Linked DNA regions of Mus musculus: all the other regions are linked to region 1. A link is a loop called in an ENCODE intact Hi-C map of the cell type or tissue named here. Cell type or tissue: heart. All regions are shown on one strand.

What was found. Hi-C counts contacts between places; a loop is a spot of excess contacts. Peaks named below come from ENCODE experiments on the same cell type or tissue, not always from the same donor. Only the 100,000 strongest peaks of a DNase experiment are listed, where the experiment ranks them.
Region 2: it touches region 1 in a loop (2.2-fold over the local background); 7 of 42 quality-filtered maps call a loop at or near these places.
Region 3: a loop joins it to region 1, with 3 times the contacts of the local background. A loop is called at or near these places in 4 of 42 quality-filtered maps.

What each region holds. Positions count from the first base shown.
Region 1 is chr2:12,387,271-12,392,270 of GRCm38, reverse strand. All of the region lies in intron 8 of Mindy3 (MINDY lysine 48 deubiquitinase 3), which reads left to right. Among named protein-coding and RNA genes, the nearest start is that of Mindy3, 30 kb to the left of the region's middle. In heart, a CTCF peak has its summit at 3,023; no DNase peak of the experiment used is centred here; H3K27ac peaks cover 462 bases.
Region 2 is chr2:12,172,827-12,177,826 of GRCm38, reverse strand. Itga8 (integrin alpha 8) reads left to right here. Exons shown (of 30, transcript NM_001001309.3): 23 at 3,594-3,674. Among named protein-coding and RNA genes, the nearest start is that of E030013I19Rik, 130 kb to the left of the region's middle. In heart, no CTCF peak of the experiment used is centred here; no DNase peak of the experiment used is centred here.
Region 3 is chr2:11,792,580-11,797,579 of GRCm38, reverse strand. No RefSeq gene overlaps it. Among named protein-coding and RNA genes, the nearest start is that of Ankrd16, 17 kb to the right of the region's middle. In heart, a CTCF peak has its summit at 2,707 (motif pointing left); no DNase peak of the experiment used is centred here.

The sequences.
Region 1 (5,000 bases):
GTAGTTTCCAGTTTGACTTCTATCAGACAGACCTGTAAGAAACACTGTGTGAGGCAAGCCTACTCAATGTTCATGCACGATTGACTTGCTAAAGTAGATGTGTTTTAAGGAACTTTTTCTTAGTAATAACTTTATTGAAATCTCTTCTATATACTATGCATGCCACTCAGTTGAAATGTAGAATAAATCAAAACTTAAATAGTTTTCTAACTTTATAAAGAAATCCTGGTCTCATCAGCTCCCCTTACTTCCATCCGCTCCATGCCAACAACTCATATAAATAGAATTATATGGCACTGGTGTTTGTATCAAATTTCCCTCACTTTGAACAGTGTTTTCCTATACCAGTTCTTTCCTTATATTGATGAGCAAGTGATATTGCAGGGTATGGTGAGCCATACATCTTTATCAATCATCAATTGCTGGACATTTGAAATAGCTACCTGACTGTTAGGAGTAATGCTGTCAGGGACACCTACGTGCAAGGTTTTGTGAAAGCATGTGTTTTTAATCCTGGATAATACTTTAACTCAGAAGATTTACCATTTTTAGGAATATCTGTTTAACAATTTATGGCAACTTTGTCCCTAAAATATCAATATATCTTTCTGACTGTAGACTTGTGTTTTCTCTGTATCCTGGTGATGACTGAACACTGTCCATCTTTAAAAGTTAGTCAGCTTTTGACAAGGGATTACACATTCTAATTGACATTTGTTCTGCGTCCTAATGAACCTGAGCTCAGGCCTTTGCTCACGTGTAAGCCTGCAGCTGTGCTGTCCTCTGGGAACTGCCTCTGCTCATCATCTGCTGTTGTAGGCGGAGGGCTGGCTTACCACAGTGTCTGAGGCTCTGGAAGTCCTTTAGTTCTTTACAATTCAGGGCATCTCTCCCAACCTTTTCTTTTTTTTTTTTTTTCTCTCTCTCTCTCTTTTTATTAGGTATTTCCCTCGTTTACACTTCCAATGCTATCCCAAAAGTCCCCCATACCCACCCCCCCACCCCCTATCCCAACCTTTTCTTAAGTAAATTTTGTTTAGTGATATCTTTTCTTCCCAAGGGTTTCACTTCTATAATATTCAATCATTTGAACTTTTTTGTCAGTTAGGATTTGGTTGCTCTTCCCCCATATCAACTCCCCAGATAAAACTAATACTTTCTAGTATTTTCTTCAAATGTCTAATATTTTCTTATGTCTTGTCCATTCATCATTTTTATACATTTATTTGATGATTCATTGTAAGCAATAGTTGATGGTCATTAGCTTAAAGATAAGTGGAAAATATGGAAATGTAAACTCTAAGGAATATGATCATTTCTATAACTAAGTAATATCATTTTAAATTATGATTTATCAGAACTAGTAAATCAGAAATGCTGCTGTCCTGAAATTGTACTACTTCTACAACACATTAGCTAGAGCCAGATTGTTAGGTAAAGTTAGTATCCTAGTTAAATCCACATTTGAGATAATCGGTCATTCTGTAGTGTAAGTGTGCATGTATGCTTAACTTGAACAGGATTGTATATTTCAAACAACATCCAGAATATAAATGTAAATGATATGCTGGTTAGTTTTTATTGTCAGCTTGACACAACCTAGCCTCACCTAGGAAGAGACAACTTTGGTTAACTAAGGAACAGTCCAAATCAGGTTGGCTTACATGATAGTTTAAGTGAGGATGACCCTCAGGCTCAGAGATTAGCTTGTTTAGCTACCAGCTGGTGAACGGTTTGAGAGGGAGTAGAAGGATTAGGAGCTGTGGCCTTGTTGGAGTTGGTGTGGCCTTGGAGGAAAATTTCAGTAAAAAGTAACAAGTTTAAGAAGTCTATTGTAAAACTGACTGTAGGTAATGACTAGTCTCTACTTGAAAACTACCGAGAATAGACTAAGTATTGTCGTCTCTCAAATATGTATATGAGGCAAAAAGTTTTCAAATATCTACAATGATCCATTTAAAATATGCTACTAAATTCAGGAAATGAGGCTCCATCTGTCTTGGTGATGAAGTGCACAGATCTGGTCAAGAACCACGCTCAAGTATCTGGCTTAGGTGATATTTCTTTCTCTCTCTTTCTCTTTTCTCCTGGTTTTTTGAAAAAGATGAATATTTCAGGTTATGTTGTATAGTATATATACAACGTTTATTTTGAATTATAGATAAAATTGTATATTACCTTTTGGTAAAAAAAAAAGTTTTATTTCTTTGCCATCAAACTAAATAGTAGCCGGGCGTGGTGGCGCACGCCTTTAATCCCAGCACTTGGGAGGCAAGGCAGAAGCAGGCAGATTTCTGAGTTCGAGGTCAGCCTGATCTACAAAGTGAGTTCCGGGACAGCCAGGACTACACAGAGCAACCCTGTCTCGAAAAACCAAAACCAAACCAAACCAAACAAACAAACAAAAAGACAAAAAAAAAACAAATAAACAACAAAAAAAATCAAACCAGTAGTTTGAAAATTCAATTGGAAATTTGGATACTCTTCATTTCTCTGTTATGAGATAATATAGGCAATGGCAAGATAGTCATAAAATTGCCAATTTCTTGTAAGCAAAAAGTAAAGACTGAGACTTTTAAAGAAAATCCAATGTAAGTAAGTTCTGTAAATGATATGAAAATATTGTTTCACAACTTGGTATAAAAATTATTAGATTTAGTTTTACTGTTGTGCTTAATCTAAGATGATAATAATATTAAGTTTATATTCTGCTTGAGGGTATGAGAATAATGCATTTTGAAATATTATCATCCAGTGCTAGTCATAGTAGTATTCTCCATGTGGAAGAAGTAGAAGATCAGGAGTTCAAGGGCCACCATCTTCAGCTACATAGTATTCTGAGGCAGCTCGTAGTAAAAGTAATATCTAAGCCAGATATGAGCATGTGATTCTCCACCAGATCTGAATACTTCATCACTAAGATAGATGGAGGTCTAATTTTCTGTATTTAGTAGCATGATATTTTAAACCAACCATTGTAGACACTTGACTAACCCCATGGAAATCCATGGTGTAATATCTGGCTGTAACACTAGGTGGTGGTAATGCATTTTAGACTGTGGACCCTGGTTCTCAACATAATGTGCTTTTCTTTAACAGGAAGATTTGCCTCTGCTCACAGTTTAGAGGAAAGGAAACAGGCTGTTTGCTAACCATAGAATATCATTTCTACCCTATCTGCTATTTGCTGTACTCCTAAACCCTGGTGGCTGCAACCCAAGGACTCAAATGTTTTTATTTTATACTATTAATCCTCCTAAAGTTTATGGACAATTCCAAAGAGGTTTTCCTTGTAGATAGTAGATATACTTGTGATAGTAATGTTTTTCATATTTGAAGTTGAATTGAGAAAAGCTTTTTAATCTATGTTTATGGTCCTACTTACTTACTTACTACTTACATTAGCTTTAAGTGTCAGTATACGGAAAGCCTTCCTGCCAGCCCAGGTGAGTGCCAGCCTGTGAGTGCGTAGTGTCTGTATCAGAACCTACTGTGCTGCGTCAGCTGCAGGGTTACTACTTGCTTGACCTTACGTCAGTGAGTCTAGCCTTCTGCTGGTGGCCCATTAGTGTTCACCAGGCTGGCCCAGCCTGTGCTTCTGAGCTCTACTGCCAGCTGCTTGTCTCCAGTTAGAAGTCCCCAAAGTAGCTCAGTCACAGTTTGCATAAAAGTGAAGTCATGCTCAGCCTTCACACAAATCCAGAATATCTTTCTTGAAGTCTTCCTTCCAGTTAATCACTGTTTATCGTGTTTGCCATGGTTATGGGTTTAAGGAACTGAATGTGGTGTCACACACCTGTGGTTCCAGGTACAGAGGAGCCTAAGGTGAAAGGACCCTTGAAGTCAAGGGTTTGGAGCTGTCCTGTGCAACACTGTAAAGCCCCATGTTGAAAAACCAGGAATCTCAGGCAGATTTTCATTCCTTACCTGAGTATGTTAATTTTCATTCTTTCTTATCTTTGGGTTTACATTTTTCTTCTTGTCTTCTCTGGTCTTAGAATTTTCTACATATACCATCAGATTAAATTCAGATGTTGCCATTCTTCCCTGACATGGAAACATGTTCTGCCACACTCTACTCTGTGTGAGTGTGTGTATGTACATATGTAGAGAGCTTGTATCATTTCTCTTTGCCCTTCGTCAGCTCTTTATAAGGCAGAGACTATGTCTTAGTCATCACTGTTTCACAGCCTTAAGCACACTGGCTGCTTTCACTTAGAATAGAAAGGAGTAGCTTGAAGTATCCATGTTTTGCCAGACAGTGGTGGTGTACACCTTTAGTCCCAGCACTTGGGAAGAAAGAGACAAATGGATCTCTGAGTTTGAGGCCAGACTGTTCTACAGAGCAAGTTTGAGAACAGCTGGGACTACACAGAAAAACCCTGTGTTTAAAAACAACAAACAAAAATACAAAGAAAAAAAAAACAAACAAAAAGGAAGGAAGAGAGCGAGAAAAAGGAAGGAAGAAGAAAGAAAGAAGCAAAAATTATGTTTTAAGTGCTATTTAGTTATGGTCACCATTATCCCATAATAAATACTAATACTTATGATTTAACAAGCAAGCTCTTTTTTTTTAGAAAATAAGGGTCAGTCAAGTTACCTCTTTTTATGGAGGTGTGTGTGTGTGTGTGTGTGTGTGTATACGTGGATATATATATTACGTGGATATATATATATATATATATATATATATATATCCATGTCCTATACATATATATATATATAGAGAGAGAGAGAGACACATGTGTGTGTGTGTGTGTGTGTGTATGTGGATATATATATATATCCTATACATATATATATAGACATATATAGATATCTATATATACTATACATATATATGTGTGTGTATATATATATATATATACACACATACATACATACATACATACACATATGTGTGTGTATGTATATATGTTTGTATATGTGTATGTATGTCCACACACATATACATATATATACACACACACATGTGAATATGAGTGTGTGTGTGTATTTGT
Region 2 (5,000 bases), 210 kb after region 1:
ATAATTGTCTTGTATGTGAACCATTCCTCATTGAAAAATATAAATCACTACTAAGATGCTCTGTCAAATGGACCTTTTTACTTTTTCAGTCAAGCATTTTAAAAGCTTTTAAAACATTGATATAGATGTTATATGGTATGTTCCACAATCATTTATATCTTGACTAGTATATGGAACCCTTGTTGTAACCGTATGAATAGCTGTAAACTTGGTGTCTGTTACTTGGTTCTCAAGTAGTATGTAATATACCTTAGTGTCTTATAAGAGGAAGTGATATTAGAGTGTGATAGATTTTATGATAATGACCCTGAGTGGCAGATTACTTTCTTACACCAATTAAAGTTATGTCCACATAAGGCTTAGAGAAATCTTAGGATAAGAATGTAACCGATTAGATCTAAAATGTGTTAGCACTTTGTCTCCCTGTCCCCATTCAAAGCCTGATCCAGTTTTCTAGGGAAGGAAGTCTAGCTGGCTCAGATGTTCATTTCTTACCATAATTGGCCCCTTCTTGGATGTAAGTGATTTTCTGTGACTCCTAGAACTTTAAATTTTTTATCTATATTAATGATGGGGTCTGATTCTTTTTTAATAATTCTTCATTCTATTCAAAGATTATTAAAGCAATTCTTCACATCCACCAAAATAAATATTCCTCCAAAGATCCACACGGTCCCCAATTCTTCAACTTTTAAAATCCCATGAGTGTGTATTACTAAGCTTAAAGGGAGGAAATCTTAAAGTGAAGACATTGATATCACCTTAGCCAGAAGCCTGAAGCTTCCGTTTCTCCCCATCAATGTTGACGGTAGTGATTCTTCATAGGCATAAAGCCTATGTCACTCGGGGAAAGACACTTCTCTTATAAAAGGCACATAGCCCTCATCTAGGAGGACCATCCAGGACTAAGATACAAAGCAAACCCATTGCTTCCCTCTTGGTTTTTAGATAAGAGAACTGATGCAAACCGTTTCTTGCCAAAGGAACAAGAGGTCCTATATAATGTCCTGAGTGAGCCTCCCCAGAATCCACAATACAGATCATAGTTTAAGCAATGAATCATCAGTGAAGGATTGAATCTAGTAGAATCAGAAATGACCAAATGATCAACCTTCGCGTTCTTCTAAAAACAAGTCATAATCATATTCCATTTCTGCTCATGACAGTTGCAACTGTTTTCAAAATTATAAAAATGCAGGGAAAAACCCTCAGGGTTTAAATTTCCAAAATTATTTGAGAAATAAAAGAATTTGAGGGCAGCTCATACAAAAATACTATAACGTATTTGAAAGGTGTTTATTTGTTTGCTTTCCTGGCTAGTTCCAAAGATGTAAAAGCTCACTGAGGTGGCTTTGCATTCAAGTTAAATGTGTTCAAACAAAAAAATAAATTAAATCAAATGCTCCACAGCCTATACTCTACCACAACCCACGACAAATGCCTGTTTCTATAAACTAAAGTCAGGAGATAAGTTGGCTTTATATATTAATAGCACTTAAAATATTTCCTGTTGCCAAATAAAGGCATTAAATGGTCTCTCAAAGCCCTGGATCTATATGGGGGAATTCCTGCCCACCCTGAATGTCAGGACACAGTTTTACACACACACCACACACACACACACACACACACACACACACACACCTTTGGAAGCATTCTTGAAGTTGCTTTCTCAGCAAAGGTTAGATGACATGTTTGCATGTAGCTATGGTATTAATTAGTGAAGGAAGTTTCCTTCCAGGAAAGAAGTCCAGGAAGCAGCTGAGTTGTATATGAAGCCAGGTCCTTCCTTACCAGGAGACTTTATCAACACTGTGAGGACAGAAAGCGCTGGCATACTGGGAAGGAAGCAGTCTCATTAAGTGAGCAAGGACTGCTCGATGACAGCCATTGCTCTTGCTGAATTCCAAGGGAGATGGCTCCACAGATGAAGTACCTGTTGCCAAGCTTGATCTCCAGCTTAGTTCCCCAGAACCTCCATGGTTTTATGAGAGAGAACCGGCTACTACAGTGATTTTCTGATGGCCACCTGCATGCTATAGTACATGGACACTCAGATACACCCATACTAACGAAGAATAAATAGATGTAATTAAAAATCAAAACGGTCTCTTACAGCCTGATGTGAAACTCGGGTTCAAAAACAATTTTCAGGAGCTGAATTTTTTGAACACTTTCTTTTAAAAGGGAAAAATAAGCACACCCCCAGATGTAGCTAATACTGAAAATAGATGGTTACAACTGGGCTTTATGCTTTGGTGTGGAAGTTCCTGTAGACTCCTTACAAGCTTAGTAGGGGGAAGTCTCCTGCAGGGAACAAGCCTGCGATCTGCCAGTTTATACCTCTTACTAATGTTTTCAGACGTTAAGTTGCCTTATCAGTAAATACGAGGATCAGGACTTTTCAAAGGCACCCCTGGTTGAAAAGCAGGATTTTATCCAATGCATTCCCAAGCCCGGGCTGGGACAGCATCAGAAGACTGCTGCGACTCTATCTAACCATCTTCACAGTAAGGGCTCGTGCAGTGGATCCAAGCGGTGCTCATGAGGACCACAGGGCAGGCTTTCTGACCTTACAAAGCCGATTACAACCACCACCCACAGTGGTGTTCCATCGCAGAATGGCTTTGCTGAAAGCACAAACGGGGCATGAAGTGTGGGTGGTGGCTGTATCCAAGGCCCAGGCACTGCTTGAGCCTCTGGGGAGTTCTATTTAATTTTCCTTACAGCCCCAGCTGCTTAACATGTACACTTTTTACAAAGTTCAATTTCATAATTGATGAAATAATTATATTTGTGTGAGAGAAAAACAGCAAACTTAAATTTTTCTTCCACATTCAATAAGGAATTGTGAAACCCACATCCTCTGTCTTAAGACTCTTGATGCATTTCACAAGCACCCACATCCTCTGAACTGCCTGCTTATGCAATGCATAGCTAGGCTTCTAATACACTCCCTGTTCCTTGCCATGGACATCCTGAAAGTATGTGATGACTACAAACACTTATCTTATATATTACTATTAACTTACATATAATAAAACACATTTTAAATTAATATTAACTTAAGAAAGAAGCTACAAAGAGATAAAATTCTGATAAAACAATATATGGTTGTGCATTTTAGAGCCAAACCCAAAAGCTTTCTTGATTATACGCTGCCCTGGATCATGCATGCCAGGTCTCCATTTTATTAGCGTGGAAAATCTGGAGTTGACTGTGCTGTCATTTTCAATTTAAAGAGCACTGAGCGTGATATACCAAGAAGCAGAAGAATTTGTCTGAGATAGAAGTTGGAAACACAAACTCAATTCAATGCCCTTTGGTTTATTCTAACTAAAGTGTTAGCTTCTTTCCATCTCTGTAGTGCTTCCAAATGAAGCACCTTCCTGGGGAGAGTTGAATGGTTTGTATACATTCTAAGAGCTCTTCATCTCTGTGGACAAATGGTTATGATTCTGAAGACTAAATCCCATTGTTTTTTTCCAAATGATAAAATTGGAAATGTGGTTTGCTCTTGTGATATATATATATAGTATGGTTCTCACGATTGTGGGAATGTATAGTGAAATTGTGTCATGTCTCTGTTTTAGCTCCAATAAGGACAATCCTGACAGCAACTTCGAGCGTGTACAGATCAACATCACTGCCATTGCTCAGGTCGAAATCAGAGGGTAAGTGGTAAATCACTAAGTTTAGTGTTCAGTGGGATAAAGGTCAGATCATTAGGTACTTTGATTTCCCAGCTGCCTCACAGGGATGCACTTATGACCATGAATATAGACATTAGGCTATCAGTCAGATGTATCTTTCCATAGTTTATTGGGTGTCCATTTTATTTTGAAAGTCAAGTTTGAGATATAAATTACATGTTGTAAAGTTCACACTTTGGAGAGCCCAGTTTATAAATTTAGAATACCATGAGACCATTGACGGTCATGATTTATTTGGGCTCCATCCTCTGGCATCTTGATCTATTTTCTGTCATGTTACTTTGGCCTTTCCTGGAATGTCACAAAGGGAACTCATTCAGAATGAGAATTACTTCTTCTAGTTAGCATAAAGAATTTGAGAAAGAGCCATATTCTTGCGCGCGTGCACACACACACACACACACACACACATACACACATATATAATTTATTTATATATAATTTAGCCAACTACAAACTTAAGGATTCCAAAAAGAAACAGCGTCCTAGGTTTTTTTGGTTGGTTGGTTGATTGAGGTTGTTTTGTTTTGTTTCTTTGTCAAATTGACACAGCCTTGTCACCTGGGAAAAGGATCCCTTTACTGAAGAATTGCCACAGTAAGATAGTCTGTGGCTATGTCTGGAATGGTTGACTGATGACTGGTGTGGGAGGGCCCAGCCTCCCTAAAAAGTCCTAGATGTCAACACCATTCCTAGACAGGTGGACTGAGCAGAGCCTTGTGAGCTAGCCAGTAATACCATCCCTCCATGGTTTCTGCTTCAGTTTCTGCTGGAGTTCCTGCCCTGAGTTCTCTCAATGATAGACTATTACCTAAAACTGTATGCTGAAATAAACCCATTCCTTCACAAAGGTGTTTTTTCGGTTGAAATATTAATCACAGTGACAGAGAGCAAACTAGAACAAGCACCATCATTTCTAATCTCAGCTGCTTACAGATCTCATTGAAAGCGCTCACGCTCACAGAAGTTAGGTACTGCTGGGGGAAGATCAGATCAAGGTCCTCAAAGTAAGAAGGCAAGGAGGAAGAAACTGGACAAGTGCCAAACACTGGCTTCTCCTTGTCCTGGTCTGGAGAGTAGGACCTATTACTTCCCAGTATTGATTTGTAACAATGTGCAGAGCACTATTTTTAACACAAGTTTTATTGGTCTTTTGTAGAGGGGCATTAATTGATTGATTGCCTGCTTGCCCACCTAAATGATTTTTATCTCCAAGTTAACTAAAATGATATGACCAATGCTCCCATCTAAATTATACTGTTGGTCTTTCTGGTTTGGACAACCTCA
Region 3 (5,000 bases), 590 kb after region 1:
GTAAAGTGCCCAGTACGCTGGCTGACTAACTGAACACTAATGATCCCGTTTGGTCCTTAGGACAGGCAGTGCTATATCTATGCATGTAGTTTGTGGGCTTGTGTTATGTGGTCCAGGCTGGCTTAGGCGCTGACAGCGGGCGTGTGCTAAAGAGACCTCTTACTGCAGTTTTATTCTTGAGATAAGGAAGCCGAGGCTTAGGAACATGGAGTACATTTTTCAGGGCAACACTATTAACACGTGAAGGAGCTGGGGTTTGAATCCAGTAACTTGGGTTAAATCTGGTAACCAAGCTGTGAAACTCTTAATGAAAACTCTCCCCAACAGTAAACATGCTGTTTAAGCAGAATGACCACTGCTAGTGTTTAAAACCTTGTCTCAAATGTCTCAGGATGTTCTGGGCCTTTAAGACGGCAGAGGGAAGGTCAGCTCTCAGCAAGCATTGCTGCTGATGTCGGGATGTGTTGAGGCGAGAAAGCCCAGAAAGGCTTAAGCTGAGGAACCAATAAGTGTAATTATTCCCTACTGCTTTCTCGGGGATGCCTAGGAACATCAGGACTGGTGTAAGGAGTTAGGAGTCTGGAATTGCCTATTTACCCAACCCCCTCTGCCCCATTGCTATCCCAGCTAAGATCAAAGGCCTTGTTTTCTTTGCTGTAGAAGCCTCACCTTTATAACTAGATTTTGACCTCTGACATTTTTGATTTTGACCTCTGAGTTAAGAAAGCCTAACTGAAAGCAACTTTTAAAAGGATAAAGACGGGAATTCATACTAGTTGGTATTATATATAAACATCACAAGTTGCCCTTCAACCCTACCCCTATACACCTCCCCATCTCCTACGACACTGACATATCAATAAGCTGTGGCTACATATTCTGCTAAGCTTTCTCATCTTCCCCAGGCCTTCCTTTCTTTGTCAGTGACTCTAATCAGAAAATGCATCTACCATGTTTGACACTGAGCCTCCCCGTGGCTGCTGACTCTTGTTTCTCAGGACCCAGTGAAGGTCCTTGCTCCCATCAGTGAGCCTGATTCTCTCACTGTTTTGTGTCCCTCTGTTTAGAGACTTGCTGTGCTTGTCTTGTGTCTAATTCAACCGTTTCATTTTTTATTTGCAGTGTGCTGAAGATCAACCCCAAGATATTGTGTGTGATAGGTAAATACTCTTAATAACCTACATCCCTATCCCAGCTTTAAAGGATTTAAATTTTATTTTTATTTAATACGTATGAATGCTTTGCCTGCATATAAGTCTGTGCACCACATGTGTGCCTGGTGCCAGAAGAGGAAATCAGATTTGTTGGAACTGGAGTTGCTGATGGTTGGTCGTGAACCAGCTTTGGATGCTTAGAATTGGATCCTCTGGAAGAGCGTCCACTGCACCATCTCACTAGCCCAGTTTTTGTTTCTTTTCCTTATCACTCACAACATCCAAAGAAATACAGGCTTGCTCAAGAAACCCTCTGTGGTTTTTCAGTCCTTAACCTGCAGATGATCAAATCAAATAGTTTCTTTCCACCCCCCACCCCTGTCTTTACCTCATTCCTTTGGTGGAATTGGATAAAGTTTATAGATTATCAAGTCTTTACCAATACCTGGGATGTATCTCAGTGATAGAGTGGTTGTCTGATATGCACAAGGCCTTGAGTTTGATCCTTAATACAGCAAGCAGACAAACAAACCTTTCTATAAAATATAATTAATGCAGACAGTACCGTGATAAATGAAGTACTTGACAGATTTAAAAGCCAAGTGCACAAAGTTCTCAGTATAAAGTTAGGGCAAATTGCATAGACTGCACTGTCTCAACCACACTTATTTTGATGATAGGTTGGGTGGAATAAGAGTGGAATACTGTGCCATTGAGATGGTCCAGTGGGTATAAGCACTTGGCGTGTCATAGTTAGCTGCAGTTGTCAACTTCATACAAACCGACTGTCACCTGGGAAAGGGGAACCTCAAGTGAAGATCTGCCTAGGGTAGATGGACCTGTGACCGTATCTGTGGGAGCATTTTACTGATTGCTCATTGATGGGGGAGAGGGGGCCCAGCCCACTGTGGGTGATACTGAGGCACGTGGGCCAGGGCTGTAGCTGAACATGAATCGGGGAGTAAGCAGCGAACCTCTGCAGTTTTTCCATCAAGCTTCTGCCCTGAGCTCTGTCGTTGCTTTCCCTCAAGGAGGGAAAGGTGTGAAGTATAAGATGAACCGTCCTCTCCAGGTTGCTTTGCTCATGGTATTTCTTACAGGAACAGGATAGCCAACTACACTCTATGTGCGCCTGAGGATCTGAGACAGATTCCCTGCATCCCACCACCAAAGGGGAAAACGTGGTTCCTCAAAGTTGTTGTATAACCTCCAGTCACGAGTGCCTGTATACACACACTTCAAACACACAAAAACATTAATAAAATACTTATTTTAAGAAAAGACTAGCTGGGCAGTCGTGGTGCATGCCTTTAATCCCAGCACTTGGGAGGCAGAGGCAGGTGGATTTCTGAGTTCAAGGCCAGCTTGGTCTCCAGAGTGAGTTCCAGGACAGCCAGAGCTATACAGAGAAACCCTGTCTCGAAAAAACAAAAGCAAAAACAAAACAAAAAAAGACTAGCTATAACTGAGCAGTGGAATTACTGGTGATTTTGGTTTCCTCCTTTACCTTGACATTTGTGAGAATAAAAGGGACATTTTTTTCCTGGTCTGCCACCTTCTGGTAAACTGCAGCAACGTTCCAGCATAAATTTTGTCCAGTGGTGGCTTTCTTTAGGCCCCAGGCCCCTCTCTCATTGCAAGCTTCTCTCATTTCTTAAGCCAGAGTTGTATTCCTTTCCAATCTCGCCGTTGATTTTCCTTTTGTTTTGTAAACATTGCCTCATAGATCTCCTTTTGCATGGGAAGCAATGTATTAGATCTGTTTTCAGTTGATTGTAGTTTTTATCCATTTCTATCCCAGGCAACTTCTGTCCTGACTGAGCTGAAGATGTGCCTAACATGGAGAAAGCATGCTATCCAGATGAACAGATAGCCATGTGGAAGCAGGTCTTAGGGGAAGGGCCAGAAGCCCCAGTGAGCCAGGCAAAGTGGCAATCCCAGCACTCAAGAGGGTGAAGCAGGAGGATCAGCAATCTGAGGCCAGCCTGGGCTATTCAGCAAATTAGGGTAGCCTCAGATCTGTAGTAGGGCCTTGTGTCATCAGTGTAGTAGCTCCTTTTCTTGTTCTAATGAAATACCCCAGGGTACAGACCGTCATGGCAGGAAAAGCAAGGCAGCAGGAACTGGAGACAATCTGTCACCCGCATCCCCAGGCAGGACACAGAAGATGAATGCTGTCCCTCACTCCATCTCTCGCTTTCTCCTTCAACCTAAGGAATGCTGCTGCCCAGGTCGATCAAAGACAGAGGCAGACACTGTGGGGTGTATTAAGGCTTCCTAGCAGGCAGTGGAACAGCTCTGATGGACTGACCACCTAGCAGCTTCACAGAAGTGCTTTTTATTGATTGTTACAATAAAGGCAACCTTTCTAAGTCAGTTCCTGAATACCAAAATCTCTTATCAGATAGAGAAGTTGTCTTGGGGAGTCTTTACCTAAGCAAACACAGTTACTATAAGAATTCCGGATTTGCCAGGAATGTCTTATGACTGAGATTATGCTAAGGTTCTAAAATTCCCAAGAAAGAGCAATCCCATAGATTTCAGATACAACCAATTATTCCTAAGAGATGACCTCAAGGCCTAAGTAGCTATCACTCCAGAATAAATGCCAGGTATAATGTTCTTCTAAAATTCAACTGCAGTTGTGGGTCTTCCACCTCAATTAACTGAATCTAAAATAAAATCCCCTCACACATGTGCCCAGAGATGTGTCTCAGGTAATTCTAGGTCCTGGCAAGGTGACAATCAATAGTGATGAACACATCTTGCAAGAAGGAACCTCTTAATAAAGTCTTTCGTTTATTTTCTGGGAGGACAGGCAGTCAGCTACCATTGGCAATCAATGTGAATTAGCAAGAGCAGCTACACAGAAGGTGGACTTAAGAACACAGGTAGAGGCAGGAATAGTTACAGGGTTGCTGCAATGAGAGTCTGAGGTGAGGATGTACGAGAGCCTGAGAGAAGGCAGGCAGCTATCCAACAGCTGGAACAGGCCAGGGCTTCCTGGAGAGGAGTGATCCTGCATGCTCAGTCAAGATGACTGCGTTTCAGGTGACCCTAGGCTTCCAACCTGATTGACCTGGTGATCTGAGGAGCCCTCAACTAGGCAGCAAGTACAAGATGGGGGGAACAGAGTCTGAAGAAGTGGTATGTCAGCCTCATACAGCCATGCCAAAATAAATGTTCAGCAGGCAGATGAAGACAAGCTTGGAGAGAGTGGTGGCTGCCATATACGTGTAGGGAGGCAAAACCAGAAAACCGAATGAGATTACTTCAGTAGCAAGTGCAGAACAAAGAGGAGAAGCTGGGCATGAAGCTGAGTGTACCAGTATTCAAGGGGCAGACCCCAAGAGAGAAGTGTGCAAGGGACACAGAATAAGAAAAGGAAACTCAGAAGGCATGTACGATCATGCCTTCGATCCCAGCACTCAAGAGGGCCAAAGCAGGAGGACCACACACTAAAGTCCAGCTCAGGATGCCCACTGAGATCCTATCTTTGAAAAAAATGGGGTGGGGAGGGCTGTGAGGGGAGAAGATCAAAAAGAAGCAAAAGAACAAACCTGGAGTGAGTTATCTCTGGTACAAAGTCCAGAAAGCAGAAGGGACTAAGACATTAATAAGCCCAGAGTTAAGAAGCCTTTCTTAACCTGTCATGCCTTTAATCCCAGCACCCAGGAGGCAGGAGTAGGAGGCTCTGTGAGTTGGGGCCAGTCTTCTACATAGTGGGTTCCAGGACAGCCAGGGCTACATAGTGAGACCCTATCTAGACAATTAGAAAGTCCCTGGGGCCAGGCAGTGGTGGCACACACCTTTAATCCCAGCACTCGGGAGGCAGAGGCAGGCGGA